Regions from separate parts of the Homo sapiens genome. Here all the other regions are linked to region 1. A link is an interaction called in ENCODE POLR2A ChIA-PET data of the cell type or tissue named here. Cell type or tissue: CD4-positive, alpha-beta T cell. All regions are shown on one strand. Links, peaks and the distances in the headings refer to the core of each region. The heading gives the core; the rest is flanking DNA.

The links. Peaks named below come from ENCODE experiments on the same cell type or tissue, not always from the same donor. Only the 100,000 strongest peaks of a DNase experiment are listed, where the experiment ranks them.
Region 2: POLR2A ChIA-PET joins it to region 1 with 5 read pairs; 3 of 35 experiments call an interaction of 5 or more read pairs at or near these places.
Region 3: POLR2A ChIA-PET joins it to region 1 with 6 read pairs; 3 of 35 experiments call an interaction of 5 or more read pairs at or near these places.

What each region holds. Positions count from the first base shown.
Region 1 is chr13:99,815,966-99,821,816 of GRCh38, forward strand. The region is part of intron 2 of CLYBL (citramalyl-CoA lyase); the gene reads left to right. The region is part of intron 1 of CLYBL-AS3 (CLYBL antisense RNA 3); the gene reads right to left. Among named protein-coding and RNA genes, the nearest start is that of CLYBL-AS1, 90 kb to the left of the region's middle. RefSeq lists a silencer at 1,893-2,063. In CD4-positive, alpha-beta T cell, for the core only: no CTCF peak of the experiment used is centred there; a DNase peak (open chromatin) is centred at 2,266; H3K4me3 peaks cover 483 bases; H3K27ac peaks cover 1,110 bases.
Region 2 is chr13:99,730,537-99,736,387 of GRCh38, forward strand. The region is part of intron 1 of CLYBL (citramalyl-CoA lyase); the gene reads left to right. Among named protein-coding and RNA genes, the nearest start is that of CLYBL-AS1, 4.5 kb to the left of the region's middle. RefSeq lists an enhancer at 1-724. In CD4-positive, alpha-beta T cell, for the core only: no CTCF peak of the experiment used is centred there; no DNase peak of the experiment used is centred there.
Region 3 is chr13:99,893,106-99,898,791 of GRCh38, forward strand. All of the region lies in intron 1 of CLYBL-AS3 (CLYBL antisense RNA 3), which reads right to left. It also overlaps a transcript of CLYBL not described here. Among named protein-coding and RNA genes, the nearest start is that of CLYBL-AS3, 61 kb to the right of the region's middle. RefSeq lists enhancers at 1-97, 98-651, 1,832-2,333, 2,334-2,833. In CD4-positive, alpha-beta T cell, for the core only: no CTCF peak of the experiment used is centred there; no DNase peak of the experiment used is centred there; H3K4me3 peaks cover 1,250 bases; H3K27me3 peaks cover 1,839 bases.

The sequences.
Region 1 (5,851 bases), core at 244-5,243:
TGTATAGGTACAGTTATCCATACTTCAATTGTTTCTGAATTCCAGTCAAACAACTTAACATAGTAATTATATTCGCAATGACTAACTTAGTATTTACCAAGTGCCCAAATGTTCAAGGCATTGCACTGGTTAGATTTGGCAGAGGACAGAGAAATATGAAATAGCAATTTTCTTTTTCACATTGTCCAGTCTAAGCTCTGGCTATAACTTCTATATTTGGCATAAACAACAGTCACCAGAGACCAATAAGACTTGGTCATTTGTTCTGATTTGAACTCATTTGTTTAACAAATGAGAAGATTTAACATCAAAATGCCAACCTTGGGACAGATATCTGTTTTCCAAGATGCTGAAGCTTACCACCAAATGATATTTTGATGTGCTATTTAGGATGTTTTTGCTTGAAACTGGCTCTCAATGACTGTGCCCTTACTTTTGCTGGTCAGGAGCACAGTGAAATTGCTCTGAAAACAAGCAAGTGTCTTAGAACCCCAAGAATGAGGCAGTAGCCTCGTAAAATGGGCCCTGCTATGACCTGAATGTATGTGTCACCCTCAAATTCATGTGTTGAAACCTCAATGTGATGGTATTTGGAAGTGGGGCCTTTGAGGAGTGATTAGGTCATGAGATGGAGCCCACATGAACTGGACTAGCGCCCATATGAAAGAGGCTCCTCAGAGCTCCCTTGCCCCTTGGGCCCTGGGTGGACACAGTGAGAAAGTTCCATCTATGAACCAGGAAGCAAGTCCTCACCAAACACCGAATTTGCCAGTGCCTTGATCTTGGACTTCCCAGCCTCCAGAACTGTGAGAAAGAAATTTTTATTGTTTATAAGCCACCCAGTCTATGGTATTTTGTTATAGAAGCCCACATGGACTAAGGCTCCCAAGAAGATAAATATGCCAACTGTTTTCTAGTGCCTTCAGGCTGGGGCTTCATGGAAGTGGTGGGGAGCCTGAACGTGCGCTGCGGATAGGGTTTTACTTCCTGCTACCCATCAACCATGGGATAATGCCTGACAAAGATGCGAATGACCCCGGAAATGTGAGTGAAGGCCATGTAATTATGTAGGCTTTCACTCCTTCTTTCTCAGCCGATTCAGCTCTTAGCCAGATTCTCTTGTTCCATCACCAGGTTTTATCCCTGCTAACTTTCTTTCCCCAGGAATGATTTTCATTGAGATCGTAGTGTGTTTCCTCAAAAGAAGACTAGATTGTAATTGGGTGTCCTTAGATGTAGAACAACTCTCCTGTTTAGATTTCAACATATATATCTTTAGCTTTAATGTGTGTATGAGAGAGAGAGAAAGGAGAGGAAAGGAGACGAGAGGAGAGGAGACGAAAGGAGAGGGGAGGAGAGTGGAGGAGAGGGAAAGTGATTAAGAGAGAGAAGATGTGAAAACTTAAGCACTGGCCGGGTGCAGTGGCTCACGCCTGTAATCCCAGCACTTTGGGAGGCCGAGGCGGGCGGATCACGAGGTCAGGAGATTGAGACCATCCTGGCTAACACGAAACCCCGTCTCTACTAAAAATACAAAAACTTAGCCGGGCGTGGTGGCAGGTGCCTGTAGTCCCAGCTACTCAGGAGGCTGAGGCAGGAGAATGGCGTGAACCCGGGAGGCAGAGCTTGCAGTGAGCAGAGACGGCGCCACTGCACTCCAGCCTGGGCAACAGAGCGAGACTCTGTCTCAAAAAAAAAAAAAAAAAAAGAAAAGAAAAAAGAAAAGCACTGAGCTAAAGTAAAGAAAAACCACTGGGCAGGACATGGTGGCTCATGCCTATAATCCTAGCACTTCGGGAGGCCAAGGCAGGAGGATTGCTTGAACCCAGGAGTTTAAGACCAGTCTCAGCAACATGGTGAAACCCCATATCTACAAAAAAATTTTAAAATTAGTCGGGCGTGGTGGCACACACCTCTAGTCTTAGCTACATGGGAGTCTGAGGCAGGAGGATCGCTTGAGCCTGGGAGGTCAAGGCTGCAGTAAGCTGTGATCACACCACTGCACTCAGCCTGGGTGACAGAGTGAGAACTTGTCTCAAAAGGAAGGAAGGAAGAGAAGGAAGGAAGGAAGGGAGGGAGGGAAGAAGTGACGGAAGAAGTGAGGGAAGGAGGAAGGGAGAAAAAAAAAAGGAAAGACCTGGATTCCAATTCTTGCCCTATTTCTGATCAGATATGAGAACTTATGTGGCAGAGATCAGTCAGCTGGTTACCAGAACCCATTTCCTCTTCCTCCTGGCACACAGATCTACTTCCACCCCTCCTCTGCAGTTATCTGTCACCTTAGGATTACACTTTGGCTGATAGCATGTGAGTAGAAAGGATGTTTACTACTTCTAGCTCCTGCCCACAAAACTTTTCACTCTCTGTGTTCTTTCTCCGTCCTCGGGTTGATTGTTAATAGAGAAAGACTGTGGGAGTTACGGGTTAAAGATGATAAAGCCACTGGCAGCCAGGACCCCTGAAGATCACATGGAGCAGAAAACACACACACACACACACACACACACACACACACACACGGACACACACTGCCACACTGCCACTGATCAGATTCGACATGAACAGGAAAGGCACTACTATTATGCTAATCCTCTTTAATTGTGGGGTTTCTCTGTTACAACAACTCATACTGCTGGAGCTGAAATGTGTTGCGAAGTCATTTTAACCTCTTCTGTTTCTATAGCTGTGATGTAGGATTTGCTTTTTACAAAGCTTCACTTAATCCACTTGAGATTGAAATGTGGTGTGTGTAAAAAAGCTTTCCTTATTCCATGTTCTTTTCCAGCCCTTCCCTGGGCGTTTGTACTTAGTTGCAGTAACAGTTTAAATATAATTTTACATTAGCTCTTTTTCACTTAGCACACCAGAAGCATTTTTCCGCATCTCCACAGTCTTCATAATTATAAATGTTAATGACTGCTTAATATTCCATCAAGCTGATGCACTGTAATTGTCTAAAACAAGTGTGAGATGTTGCTGTTATATCCTGCTTTGAGAAAATCCAACTTATCAAGACAAAAAAATTCTCTACAAGGGGACTTTTATATATTGAGTGCCTTACGTTTCCAAGGTATAATTTAAATTACACAAATTTAATAGGCCAGGCGTGGTGGCTCACACCTGTAATTCCAGCACTTTGGGAGGCTGAGGCGGGAGAATCGCTTGAGGCCAGGAGTTTGAAACCAGCCTGGTCAACATAATATCTCTACAAAAGAAAATTTTTTAAAAAATTAGCCAGGTATGGTAGCACATGCCTGTAGTTCCAGCTTCTGGGGAGGCTGAGGCAGGAGGATCACTGGAGCCCAGGAATTTGAGGCTACAGTTAACTATGATTATGCCACTGCACTCCAGTCTGGGTGACAGTGAAACCCTGTCTCAAAAAAAAAATTAATAGACCCTCAGTCACCTACTATACAGAGCAAAGTACTTGTATTATCACTGGGAAAAAATTTATATATATATATATATATATATATATATATATATATATATATATATATATAATATTTGTCAGGGTTGTCTGGGGGACAGAACCAATAGGATATATATAGATATATAAGAGGGGATTTATTATGGGAATTGGCTAACGTGGTTAGGGAGGCTGGAAAGTTCTGCGATCTGCTGTCTGCAAACGGAAGACCTAGAAAAGCAGGTGGTGTGATTCATCTGAATCCAAAAGCCTGAGAACCAGGGAGGCCACATATGTAAGTCTCCAGATCTGAAGGCCCCGCAGCCAGGAGCTCTGAAGTCAGGAAAAGATAGATGCCCCAACTCAGGAAGAGCGAGAATTTGTCCTTTGCATTCTACTCACCTTTTTATTCTATTTAAGCCCTCAACAGATTGGATGATGCCTGCCCACCTTGGTGAGGGCAGATCTTTTTTACTTAGTCTATTGATTCGAATGCTAATGTCTCCCAAAAACACCCTCACAGGTATACCTAGGAATGTTTTACCAGTGATCTGGGCATTCCTTAGCCCAGCCAAGTTGACACATAAAATTAACCATCACGGATTTATACCTATAAAGTTGGACATTTGCACTCAGTGGCTGCTGGTTGCAGAGAATCCCAGCTTCCCTAAAGCAGACCTCACCCAGGTGATTTTCCCCAAGTGTCGGGCCCTCTCCATCTGTTGTCCCATCTATGCTGTGTCTCGCGGAGGCTGCTGTGTCTGTTTCTTAGCATAGGATGAGGGAGCTGACACTTCTGCATGAGCTCAGAGGTCAAAGGGCAGTTTGCCTTGTCAGGTGGCAAGGCACCTGGGCTTTAAGGTGAACATTGCACACGGTCCGCCCAGGCACTGAGGAGTGTCTAGGGGGCAGTGAGGGGGTCCTGCACTCCCGTGCACTCACACTTATATTTGCATCCATTGTTTTTGTACATGCTCATATTTAAAAATTTTTGTCTTTATTGCACAAACAAGAGTGAAACAATCACTCAGAAACTTACCATAGTAACAGCCCAGCAATCAATGGACTGCTTCCATATACTCTGTTTGCCTACCTCCCCCCGACTCCCCACCCCCACCCAAAGAATGTCTACCTAGCTGTATTTGTCTGAGACAGTTTTGTTTTCTCCTTTGGTCCTGTAACCCTCTGCAGGGATCATTGTCATGTTGCTTCACAGTCTCAATCTTAGGACAAGATTAATATTGCACCATCTACATTCTCACCGTTGGAGTAGTCACTCTAACAATTTGCAGAAATATTTAACCCAGAATTCACCATCTGGATCAAAATTCTGACAATTTGCATGTGTGTGCTGGGAAAAACATTTAGGTTTCGTGTGAACTCAGATTAGAGGAGCGGAAGGAGCTCAGCTGTTCTCCGGTCGGGATGGCACCATGTGTTGTTTAAATGTGTGCATTATCGTGAGCGTCCATCCTGTGTTATTAAGTGAAAATGTCTTCCAAGAAGGATCCTTAGCATGTTGTTTCATTGTTTATGTACATTACCATACATGTTTAATATGGCAGAGAAGGAAAACATAAATTGTGTCTACTACTGTACAGTATCTTATAGTGTACAAAATGCAATGAGTGCCCATTCCATGTTAAATAATTAGGTGATTTGTGTTTTAAATGCTTTATATGATGTAGAAATACTTTATGTGATGTAGAAACTGCTTGGTGGAAGCAATTAAGCTTTCTAATATTATTTGAGGGAATTGATTGGGGTTTCCGGATGGGCTGGGAACACAGTAATCTTGGTCCTATTCCTAATAATGGAATACAGGCTCCCACTATCCAAACTTACCATTTTCAGGAATGGGTTAGATTTTTGGTACTGAGGGATGTCTATATTTATCGGTATCCTCGACTTGGCTTTGAGCATCATAAGATCAGGAACTTAATGTACTCATCTTTGGATGCCCAGCACCTAACCGTGCCTGGCATTTAGTTGGTTTAATTCACATTATTCTGTGACTACACCAATGAACAGATGTGTCACAATTTATCAAAAATTGCTCCTGTTATTGGATAAATATACACTTAATTTTCTTTTCTTTGTTTTTCTTTTGATGGAAAATTAGGCTTTTTGCTGTCTGTGAAGGGCATAGCCAAGGAATTTTGATGCGTGTTGCAAGGCACACCAAGATACTACATATATGTGGTCAAAGCTCTCCTCTTCTCCCCAGCTCTCACAGGTCTGGCTTAGCCCAATGGTATTGAGTCCAGACTCAGGAGGACTTAGTTCTCTTCATAAAAAGTTGATCACCTTTGCTTTCTCCTTTGCATGGGCAATAAAGAAGTGAAAAATAAATTCCCAGTGAGCTTGCATTCTGCTTGGGAACAACATAGCACATCCATTTTCTAGAGAGCTGTCCAGTCCCCATTTGAGGGCTGCTAGCCA
Region 2 (5,851 bases), core at 404-5,403, 85 kb before region 1:
GCAAGGTGGCTCCCTCCGGGTATGGAGATGGGGTGAGCCTGGGGACAGTGGAGCCTCTGAGCAGAGGACTCCAGAGGCTCAGGGAGCAGCAGAGCCGCCCAAGATGATAGACAGGAGCTGAAGGCCAGAGGGGACCACGCCTGGAGTCTTGGCGGGAGGAGCATGGACACAGGACCAGGGAGGGAGCCCCAGAGGCAGTGCCGACCATCCTGCTAAACACACGGAACGGCCTCCCCATTCTTTCCCCTAAAGAGTAGGGGCTTGGGCCAGGCACGGTGGCTCACGCCTGTAATCCTAGCACTTTGGGAGGCCGAGGCAGGTGGATCACCTGAGGTCAGGAGTTTGAGACCAGCCTGGACAACATGGTGAAACCCCTTCTCTACTAAAAATACAAAAATTAGCTGGGCGTGGTGGCAGATGCCTGTAGTCCCAGCAACTCAGGAGGCTGAGGCAGGAGAATCACTTGAGCCCCGGGGGCTGAGGTTGCTGTGAGCCGAGATCGTGCCACTGCGCTCCAGCCTGGGTGACAGAGTGAGACTCTGTTTCAAAAAAAAAAAAAAAAAAAAAAAAGGCGGGGGCTTGGAGAGGAGAGGAGGGGTCCTGGTTTTGTTGTACTTTGTTAATATAGACCAGATTTCGGCAGATTGCACTGTATAAAGAAAAATAAACATGGACAGAAAAGTTGTATGGTCAAAATTGAAGTAGCAAAGCCTTCTTTAAAAGTTGAAATTACTTTTGTTTCTTTACTAAAGCACAAAGTCTAGTTGCAGAATATATGTCTATCTTAGCCTGCTTTAAGAAAAAAAAAAAAAAGCGGCTGAGCCCAGGGGCTCATACCTGTAATCCCAGCACTTTGGGAGGCCATGGTGGGAGGATTACTTGAGGCCAGGAGTTTGAGATCAGCCTAAGTAACATAGCAAGACTCTGTCTCTACAAAAATAAATAAAAGACTGCAGCTGCTTATATTAAAAAAAAAAAAAAGGCCAAAGAATGCCTCAAAGCATTGAAATAAAACTTACTGATGGTTTCACCAGCAGAACAGAGACATTGGCCACTGTTTAAGCTGTGCTAGATGATAAAGAAGGCCATACATTAGTTTCAAAGTCAGAGTAGACAGAGGCGGAGGGTAGATAGGTGTTAGCAGGATGGCTCTCACGGACGTGCTGGGGCCACATGGACAGTGGACCCCTGGATGGGGAGGGAGGAAGGAAGGGCCTCGGACATCTCCTGATGTGAAGAATCCTGTGTTCTCAATTTTAACCTCTTTGTTTCTAGCCAAGAAGTAAACTGAATAACATACTCCACACCAGAATGGTTTCACTTAGCTTTCGTATCTCAGGAACTGGGCTTCAGTTCTGCAGTGAGAACTGTCCTTTAATTGCTTCTCCCCTGGAGGCTGATGTGGTGACATACTTTGGAGCACAGGGCATACAGGCATCCCTGCACGAACGGTACCAGGGGCTTGGGATGGCTGCAGCACATTCTGCTGGGGCTTTGTTTTCCTTGGGGCTATGTTTGTTTTTTCTTTTTCCCTTCTTTCTTACTGTTTCTTTTTTCTGGATGCATTATGTTCTTTAAAGACTAGTGATTTTCCACACCAAATTATTTTAGAAATTTCAGCATTATATGGCAGTTTTTTTTTTTTTTTTTTTTTTGAGACAGGGTCTTACCTTGTCACCTTGTCACCTATACTGGAGTGCAGTGGCACAAACACGATTCACTGCAGCCTCAACCTCCCCGGGCCCAAGCCATCAGTCTTCCACCTCAGCGTCCCCCACCAACAAGTAGCTGGGACCACAGGCACATCCCACCACACCCGGCTAAGTTTTGTATATTTCGTAGAGATGGGGTCTCAGCATGATGCCCAGGCTGGTCTCAAACTCCTAGGCTCAGGCAATCCTCCCTCCTTAGCCACTTACAGGTGTGAGCCACTGTGCCTGGCCTATTTTAAAGGTGTTTTTTCTTTCTTTGGTTTCGGAGAGAAATCAGTTTCCTGTGTATCTTAAGCTGTGTGGATAGGGGGATTGTGATAATGGGTCATTATTTTATAATTTTGCTATTTTAAATGAGTTTTAAAACCTGTAGCCAGTTTCTGATCTCAGGGAACATACCTATTAACTCAAGGTGTTACAAATATCTTGACAGCTTAAAAATTGAGTTAAGATATGAAAATAAGATATGAAAATATGAAAATACTGTGCTGTAATACAAGAGGCATTCATTACCTTTTCCCTGCCCATCAGTCTCGACAGGATAACTTTACACTTGACCCAAAGATATTTAAAAATACATCCGCTTTCTTTGAAACTTCTGTGTCAGTGTTTTTCATTTGAATGATTAACAGAAGCACATTGGTTTGTAGGTAAATAGTAAATAGGTAATTCTACTTGTTTTTCTAATTTTTAAAATGCTTTACAAATAATTATTAATGATACTGTATGATTAAGGAAAGGGAATTTGTATGAAGCTAATTTGAAGGTAATTGGCTTTTGCATTTATTTATTCATGTATATATTTAATTCGCATCTGTTATGTGTCAAGTATAGTGCAGGAGTCAGCAGAAAAAGTAATTCCTAAAATCATGGCTCTTGAAATCAGTTATTTGTCTTTGTTTTTCCTCCTCAAAGATTACTCCCTGTTCAGTCTTGTTAATGTGATCAGAGATTTATATTAACTTTTAAGATCTCATAATCCCAATAATGTAAGATATAGTAGAGATGAGTAGAGAACAGAACTTAAAAAAAAAAACAAACTGTAATTACTAGGAAATTGACTCTACCAGGGAAATTAACAGACTTGTCCAAAATTGTCCCTGTAGACAGAGAGGGCTGGTAAGGCTGGAATGAACCCGTCGTAATTTGAATGCTTAAAACTTTTTCCATTTTATTGTCAAAATTATTGCCTGAACTTCCTTTTTCTCCTCATTTGCCTATTTCCCTTGCTTTTTATCTTGTGCACCACCAGTATACAACATAGTGGTGTTTAACTACTTCCTGAAGGCATTATTAGTCATCAGGAACACCAGGTCATTATCGAAGTAGATAAATGGGCATTCCGCCCATCGACTACCCCTTGGACTAATTTGGAAAATATGGTTCCTTCCCTCAGAAGAAACAGCCCATGCTCCTCTGGACACTTATAAAATAGCCATGCGCACGTCTCTGTTCCTTCTGAACAACTGGAATTAATGTGTCCTGCTTGATGCTAAACTGGAGTTTAATTCACAATGGCAAGGACGCTTCACCTAGAATATCTGTCCATGTGAAAGGTGGGGAGCAGTGCAGCTTCCATCTCCCTGTCTGTTTTTTGGTGGGCTTTCAGCTTTTCTGTCCCATGACTGTTAGTGACTGCAGCGTAACCCCAAATCTTTCACCAGATGTTGTCTCACCATCTTAAGGAAAGAAGAAAGTTCTAATGGATGTTTTGAATGTGCTCGACTTTTATTTTGTTCAGACCCAAACTGAATGAGGCAGAGGTTAAAATCTTTTCTTGTTCCATCTGAGTAAGCACGAAAACCTATGATCCTTAATCTTTTAGAAGAAAAATAACCCTTCTCTGTTAGTGGGATTTCTGATTCATTTCTTCTGCCCTGCTCCCCTGCTCTGCATTTTTTTAGTCAAATACTGTCTGGACTTTTGTGAGCCAATAACCTCCCTCCTCACCTCATTCCCCTCTCTTCCCCTCCCCTGTGATCACACAAAGAGCAGAGAGCCCTCAAAAGCCTGGGTTTCTGGGTTTTGTATTTTAAAGAGAGGATGAAATACTTGCTGTACTTCAAAACATAAAACCGATCTGTTAAAACTTTCCCAAAAGAAACTGATTGGCATCAGCATAGGGGGAATAAGAAAAGTAAGAGAAATTGAGATTAAAAAAAAAAAACAAAACGGAGGAGAATGTAACGTTGGCCATTGTAATTCATACCAAACTGACTTTCCTTTAGTGCAAACTAGTAGGCGTGGCAATGACTTCAAACCTCCCAAGTTAGGGAGCCCTGAAATCTTTCTACTTACTGATATCTCTGAATAATAACCAGGGCCCATACACGGGGCTGGGATTTGATAGTCGAGGCCTTCAGTCCTAACCATTTTGCCCTGTAACTTAGATCAGGACCTATACATTTATTTGTCCATGGCTACACCCATAGACATATATTCTAACGCAGGGGCCATGAACCAAATCCCATGTACTGCCCATTTTTGTACAGCCTTCTACCTAAGAATGAGTCTTCCAGATGAATGATTCGATGATAGGGAACATTACCTTTGAACCCCAGTTAAGCAAAATGCTGTTCCCCCCAAAAGATTTCCGTTCTTCTCACAAGTAGAACTATATTACTATAGAAGTCTACTATAAAATATAGTAGAACTATATTACTATAAAATCTACCCAGTTTTATTTTGAATTTCACCAGTAAAAAAATTTGTGGAAATTTGTGTTCTCACTTGCTATACCAGCGCATATATAACATCTTCCCATTTGTCTCTCAGCCCGCAAAGTCTGCAGTATTTACTATCTGGCCCTTTCAGTCAGAAGTTTGCTGAGTGCTGCTCTAAGCTGTCACAAATAGAGATGATTTTGAAGGGAAAAAAAGATATTCTCACTATCATTCTTTGTCTTTGCCTGAATCTCTGTTTTAGCTTTTTGTTGTTGTTGTTTGTTTGCTTGTTTGTTTTTAGAGGCAGAGTCTCGCTGTGTCACCTAAACTGAAGTGCAGTGGTGTGATCATAGCTCACTGCAGACTCAAACTCCTGGGCTCAAGCCATCCTCCCGCCTCAGCCTCCTGAGCAGTTAGGACCACAGGCGGGCACCATTGCACCCAGCTAATTTTTAAATTTTTTTGTAGAGATGAGATCTTTGCTATATTACCCAGGCTGGTCTTGAACTCCTGGACTCAAGTAATCCTCCCACCTCAGCCTCCCAAAGTGCTGGGATTATAGGTGTGAGCCACCACACCCAGCATTTTTTTTTTTTTAAGAGTGAAGTTTCTCTGGTTAATGTGAATGTGAGTTAATAGGCTCTGGCTTGTGCAGTGCAGTGCCCTGAGAAAACTGATATTAATTGTACAGTTGTGAAATGTGGTATAATATTGTCAATAGCAGCTTGTTTAAAAAATTTAGATTGCAAAATAAAATAAACCTGTGTTTCCATATATAAAACAGGCAGCAATAATAGTACCTACTTCAAAGGACTGTCCAAAGGATTAAGTGAGATAATGTAAATAAGGGATTTAATAAATGTTAAAGAGAAAAAAATCTACCATTGAGAATATGTTTGTTTGCACAAGACTTGGTACCTTTATCTTAGCATACTGTATCTTAGACAGATACAGTATCCCTAATACACTGTAGATACCTAAATCATGCTTCTCATCGATTTCAGTTAATACAAAATATAGTCCTATATCTCTTTTCAACACAATTCTGATTTTAAAGGAAGGGTCTTCTTAAAGGAAGACCATTGTTTGTTTGAAACAGAATTACTATATCCTATACGTTTCTTTTCTTTTTTTTTTTTTTTTTTTTTTTTGAGCTGGAATCTCGCTCTGTCATCCAGGCTGGAGTGCAGTAGCGCAATCTTGGCTCACTGCAACCTCTGCCTCCCGAGTTCAAGCGATTCTCCTGCCTCAGCCTCCTAAGCAGTTGGGATTACAGGCACCCGCCACCACGCCCAGCTAATTTTTGTATTTTTAGTAGAGATGGGGTTTCACCATGTTGGCCAGGGTGGTCTCAAACTCCTGGGTGATGTGGCCGCCTCAGCCTCCCAAAGTGTGGGGATTACAGTATGAGCCACCGCACCCGGCCATCCTATATATTTCTAAGATAAAATTTTAAAGTATAAGTAAATCTCATTG
Region 3 (5,686 bases), core at 1-5,000, 77 kb after region 1:
CCACCCTCCACACTGGCCACGCTGGGCTGCCCCAGAGCGGCCAGAAAGGAAGGTGGGAGCTAGCCCCATCCTCACTCAGAGGCCGGAAGGAGGAAGATGGCATCTCGCCAACTTCAGAGCCGAATGGCCTCTAGCCACACTGCTTCCAGACCCCAGACGGGGCAGCAGCAGCAGTTCCCAGAGGAGCACCCATTGTTGCAGCTAGGACCCACCAAGGATGGGACTCCTGGAGTCAGGTGCACACCAGGTAACCCAGGACCACGCTGTGCACCCCCAGTCTGCCCCTCTGCTCAGAACACAGAGGGATGGGAGGATGGCTTGGCAGTGGGAAGGCAAAAGAAGGCCTCTCTCACTCTGCCCCTGCCATACGCACCCGCTGAGGGTGTTAGAAGCAGTGGAGGCAGAGCTGGCCCTAAGCAAAAGAAGAAAATAAACCTCACCTTGTCCTTCCTATGGGCAGCCCTCACCCCAATCTAACTAACCTTCCCATCCTCCAGCCTAATCCAAAGAAGCCCTTGGCTTGAGGGGATGAAGGGCTTGCGTTCTAGTCTCCACCCCAGCCCCACAGGCAGCCAGCCAGCCAGCCCCACACAGAGGGGCCTCCTCAAGGCCTCACTGGGAGCCTCCTGTCCCCAGCCAAGGAGCCCTACAGACCTGGGGAAAAGCAGGCCCCTCCGCAAGGCCCCTGGGTGGTGCGGAGGCCGGACCGGCTAGGCCTCCCGCTGCTGGCCACTCCCAGGCCACGGGTTCCTAGGTCCCAACCACATTGGACTGCTCGCCACGCCACTGCCCTCATCCCAAACTGCTTTGTTCAAACAAAACCACCTTGTTTCAGTCTCCCCAAATGTCCAGTTCATTATCTTCCTCATAACCCATGGTCCCTATTAGGGTAGGATCATGAGACTAAGACCTATGAGAGCCACAAATCTGGACCAAAGTCCCATTCCCTGAACAGAGACCCAAACGACGAGGGTCCCAGAAGAGAGTTCAGTCCTGATCAGAAACCCATGGTGCCTTAGTCCTTGAAGAACAAAACTCTAGGAAGAAGATGCTGGAAGGCAAAGGGTATTCCCCCTCTTTCCCCACCCGCGTCTCTGTGGTGCCATGGGTGGGCCCAGGTACCCTGGGAAAGGTGGGAGAGCAGTCAAGGGTGGGTGTGTGATCTCCACTGGGCTCACTGGGCACCCCCGACACGGGGAAGTGAGAGCTGCCCGACTCCTGAGCCAGGCGTGGGTGACAGGAAGAGGACCTTGCAGCTAATCTGATTCATTAGAAACCATACCTGTTTATGTTTTGTGTAGCTCATCACAAGCCGCTTAGCCATATCACCCCCGTTATTAATTCTTGGGGTCTAAATTATGGGTAACACTATTAAAACATTATCAGAACTAATGAGAAACAATTACTTAGAAAATGAGCCGGGACAAGACTGAGTTGGGAACATCAGTGGTGATCACTGTAGATTAGTTTAATAAATCATCAGGTGCAAGGCAAGACTGACTGTATGTATGCAAAGCCCCGTCACGGGAAAATGAAATTGAGATTTTTTTTTTTTGCATAATTTTTTCATTAATCTCAATAGGACCCGTGTGGTGTAGATTGCTTTATTCCCCTAATACCTTGCCTGAGGCGGGGGGGGGGGGGGGTGCCCAATAATGTCTTCATTGTTTTACTGAGGTCTTAATGACAATCTGTGACAACCTCATTTTAATGTATAGAGGATTATATCAATACAGTCATGTTTTATTGAAATGGTGAAGGGAACTCCAGTCAGAGTCAGGCAGTGTCTGTGAGCACAAGTTAGGAAGTTTCTCGGCATCCGGGAGCGTTCCCGTCTGATGTCCCAGTGTTAGTCCTCCCGGCCGCCCTCCCCTCCTCTCCTCCAGGGACGGCTGGGAAAACAGTCCTGCGGGATGAAGACTTCACCGCCTCCGATTTGAATTTGAAAGTAACTCCTTCCGTGGCATATTTCGCTGGGCAGATAGAACAAACCATGTCGTTTTCCCCCGTCTCTAAAATAGACATATTATTATCATTCACACTTTTGCACCCGGTCGTTTTGCGGGAGTTCGGGAAACTGACTTTCTTCATTGGGGACATTGTAATTTTCTGATGATGCCACGAGGAGAAAAAAAATACGGGTTTGTTTTAATTGGAAGGACCTTCCGCTTTTATGATTTCGGTTTACCTTGGAAAACTGAATCTTCTGTGTTTTATTTCTTTCCTCTAGTACTAGAAAAGCAATGAATTAATTGCACAAAACAGGTTCTGAGACGGCCCGCAGGCCCCGAGCTCGTGGACGCGGCCGAGGGTCGGGTGTGACCCGCGGAGCCGCTGCCAGGCTTCCCAGCTCGTCTTCGCGGGGAGGCGGGAGGCAGGACCAGACCCCAGCATTTCAGCGTGAAAGTCTTCGCCTTTCTTTCCGCGCTGTCTTTCCCGCGGGCGGAGCGGCGTACCTGAGCGCGGTCCCCACGGAGGATCAGTGACTTTCCCAGACCCCGCGGGCGAGCCCGCGCTTGGGACCCGGCAGCTCTGCGCGGGCTGGTTTTGGAGGGGGTGGTGTTCGTTTGTTTAAATTCCAGTTGTTATTTGGCAGCATATCGCCTTCCGAGTCAGTAAGAATTGCCCACGACGTAAAGAGCGACTTGCAGGAAGGGGCCGAAGCCGTCGTTAGCGCCCGGGCGGCGGCGGCCACTCGAACCCCGTTTCCGCCAAGCGCGCTGCAACCTGCGGGGCGAGTTCGTTTTGTTTTGCCAAAATCATTTGGGGACTTCTTTGTCATTCATGCCCTTCCTTTTAAATGATTTTTATTTTTTTCCACTGTAAGTGACCGGCTGGGTTTGACTTTTGCTTCTTCCGACGGAAGGGCACCGCGAGCCGGGGTGGGCGGCCCCGCGGGCAGGAGGAGCGCGGGGTACACGCGGTGGCCGCAGACGCCGAGCCCTGCGGAGCCCCGAGGCCTCGTCGCCCGCGCCCCCGGTGCGCGCGGAGCCGGGGCCGAGGCCGGGCCAGGAGGAGTGTGGCGGCCCAGGAGGCCTGGACTGTGGGCCCTGCTCGCCCGCCCGCCGCGGGCCGCCCGGAGCCCGCGCGCCTGTCGCGCAGCCCGGCTGTAATGGTGGCAGATCAAAGGCGGCCCCGTGTCCCCGCGGAGCCCGGGACAATCCCGCGCCTTTGTGCGCTGTTGCTAGGAGCCCGAGAAACTAAGAGAAAGTGTCAGGAGCATGTTAATCAGACTCGTTACACTGTAACAATAACGTCTCTCTCGGGTCTCCCAGGCCCCAGTACCCCCGCGCACCCTGCGCGCAGGCCGGACACCTGCGCAGGGCCCTTGCGCCCGCCCTGGGGTCCCGCCGGCCCTGGGGTCCCTGCAGCCCCGAATCCGCACCCGAGCCACGCGGAACGACTAGCCCCGAGGGGCCCCGCAGGCTCCCGGTGCAGCTCCCTGGTCGTGGTCTCCTTGACCGAAGCCCCGGCCTCACACCGCCTGGCCGCGAGCCCGAGGGACGCAGGGACGATCCCGGTCCCCTGCTTTTCAGTCCTCCAGTCGAATCGCCCACTTTGTTCAATCACAGTATTCGAATCAAGAGGAAAATGAACATTCCCTTTATGGTAGCTTTTTGGTTATGAGTTTTGGCAAAACTGTTAAATCAACTTTGCCGATTTCCCTTGGGAATCCCTGGAGGCCACTCTAAGTGGTAATCCCAAGTTTAAGAAGGAAATGGGGAAATTTTGCTGAGAGTAAAGATGTCGCCGAACTTTTTGAAGGGATTTGCTTCATTCATTCATTTAGTCATTCAACAGACACCTGTTGAACCCGACTGGGTGCCAGAGGGGCCAGTCACAGGACTTATTCCAGATGAACTTTTCTTTTGAAATTAGAATGCCCTTGTGGAAGCCAAAGGAGGAGCAGAGGCCTAAAATAATGTCAAGTGTCAAAGCAAAAAGAAGTGCCATTGGCTACTACAGTGTGTGATGATAACAAGAGAGGTGCGAATTAGGAATTAAAAACGTTTGAAAAACTACAGGCCATATGCTTTGAAACCAGCCACTTTTTCCATCTTTCATCTCCCTCTCCCCTCCGGTTTTGGTGGGCAGGAGCTATGCCAGGCTGCAGTCCTCAACCCGTCAGAGGCCTGCCTGAGGTCTGAGGAGTGAGGCCAGGCCTTCTGTTTGTACACAGCCTTTCAAACGTGCAGAGAGACACACTCCATCCTGGCCCCATTCCCCCTTTGCTCATACGCAGGGAACTGGAAACCTGTCCTCAAGATTAGGGCTGAATTTGGCCAAGTTAAGGTGCTTTTCTCCCATACAAGCTCTTGTTCGAGAACAAACCCATTCTGGAAGGTATAGAAGGGGGCCAGACTTCCAGAGTCAAGCTACCCGCACCTAAGTCACAGGACAAAGCTGGCTGTCACCAGGATGGGTGTAAGACAGCCTCTCAACTCACCTGTGCCTACCATTGACTGAGGAGGAATCCCAAAACTGTGTGAGACTCCTCTGTCGGTGAAACTTTCTCTCTTTCACCGTTGCATGCAACATGTAAACATATAGAAAACTGGGTCGGGTGCAGTGACTTACGCCTGTAATCCCAGCACTTTGGGAGGCTGAGGTGGGCAGATCACTTAAGGTCAGGAGTTCAAGACCAGCCTGGCCAACATGGTGAAACCCCGTCTCTACTAAAAATACAAAAAATTAGCTGGGTGTGGTGGCGCATGCTTGTAATCCCAGCTACCCGAAAGGCTGAGGCAGGAGAATCGCTTGACCCGGGAGGCAGAGGTTGCCCAAGATCCTGCCACTGCACTCCAGCCTGGGCAACAAGGGCGAAATGCCGTCTCAAAAAAAAGAAAGAAAGAAAGAAAGAAAACTGGGCAGGTTCCCTGGGGATTGGAGCCCCAGGCCTGGAAGGAACTTTAGAGATTCCTTTCATTACATAAATAAAGGAGTTGATACGCTGAAAACTCCATCTTACAAAAAACAAGAGAGGCCGAACACTGGCTATGTGATGATGATAAAATAGCTGGCTAAAGGGGAGAGATTCAGTGACAAGAAACTGGATTTCTTTGGTTTACATAACGCCAAATAGCTGGTTTGGCTGGGTTCTGTTTTGTTTTTAAACACAGAATCAAATTTCCTTCATAATCAGACACACTAATAGAATCAAGAGAAAAATGAACATTCCATTTTAGAGAGCTTTGTGGTAGAGAGTTTCTTCCAAAGACTCCATACTCTAGGCATCTGGCTTAATGTTAAAAAGGGGCAGGGGGATGGTCTTTTGAGTTCTGTGAAAGGAAGAACGTAAAAACCAACATGAACTTCTGGCTTCGATTTTCTGGGAGAACTGTGCTGGCTAATAACCCAAACCCCCAAATGAGGACAAGGGCACATCCATTTTTCCCCATCTAATTTCCAGGGCCTGGAATTCGTGCGGTGGCTCTCGGGAGCTTCTCCCAGGCTGGCAGAAGGGAGCTCCAGCTACTGCCTGCCCCCGCCCCTGTGTACCCACATCAGTGACAGCATGGCTCTCTCAAGAGGCCCTGGCCACTGTCCACACTGATCTTTTCCGAAGCCTTTGCACAAGCTGTAACCCTCCCTCTCTATGACACCCAACAAACGCCAAAGCATTCTTTAAGACACAGCTTGAAAGCCACTCCTGAGAGATCCTCCCAGCTCCCCTAGAGACAACTTG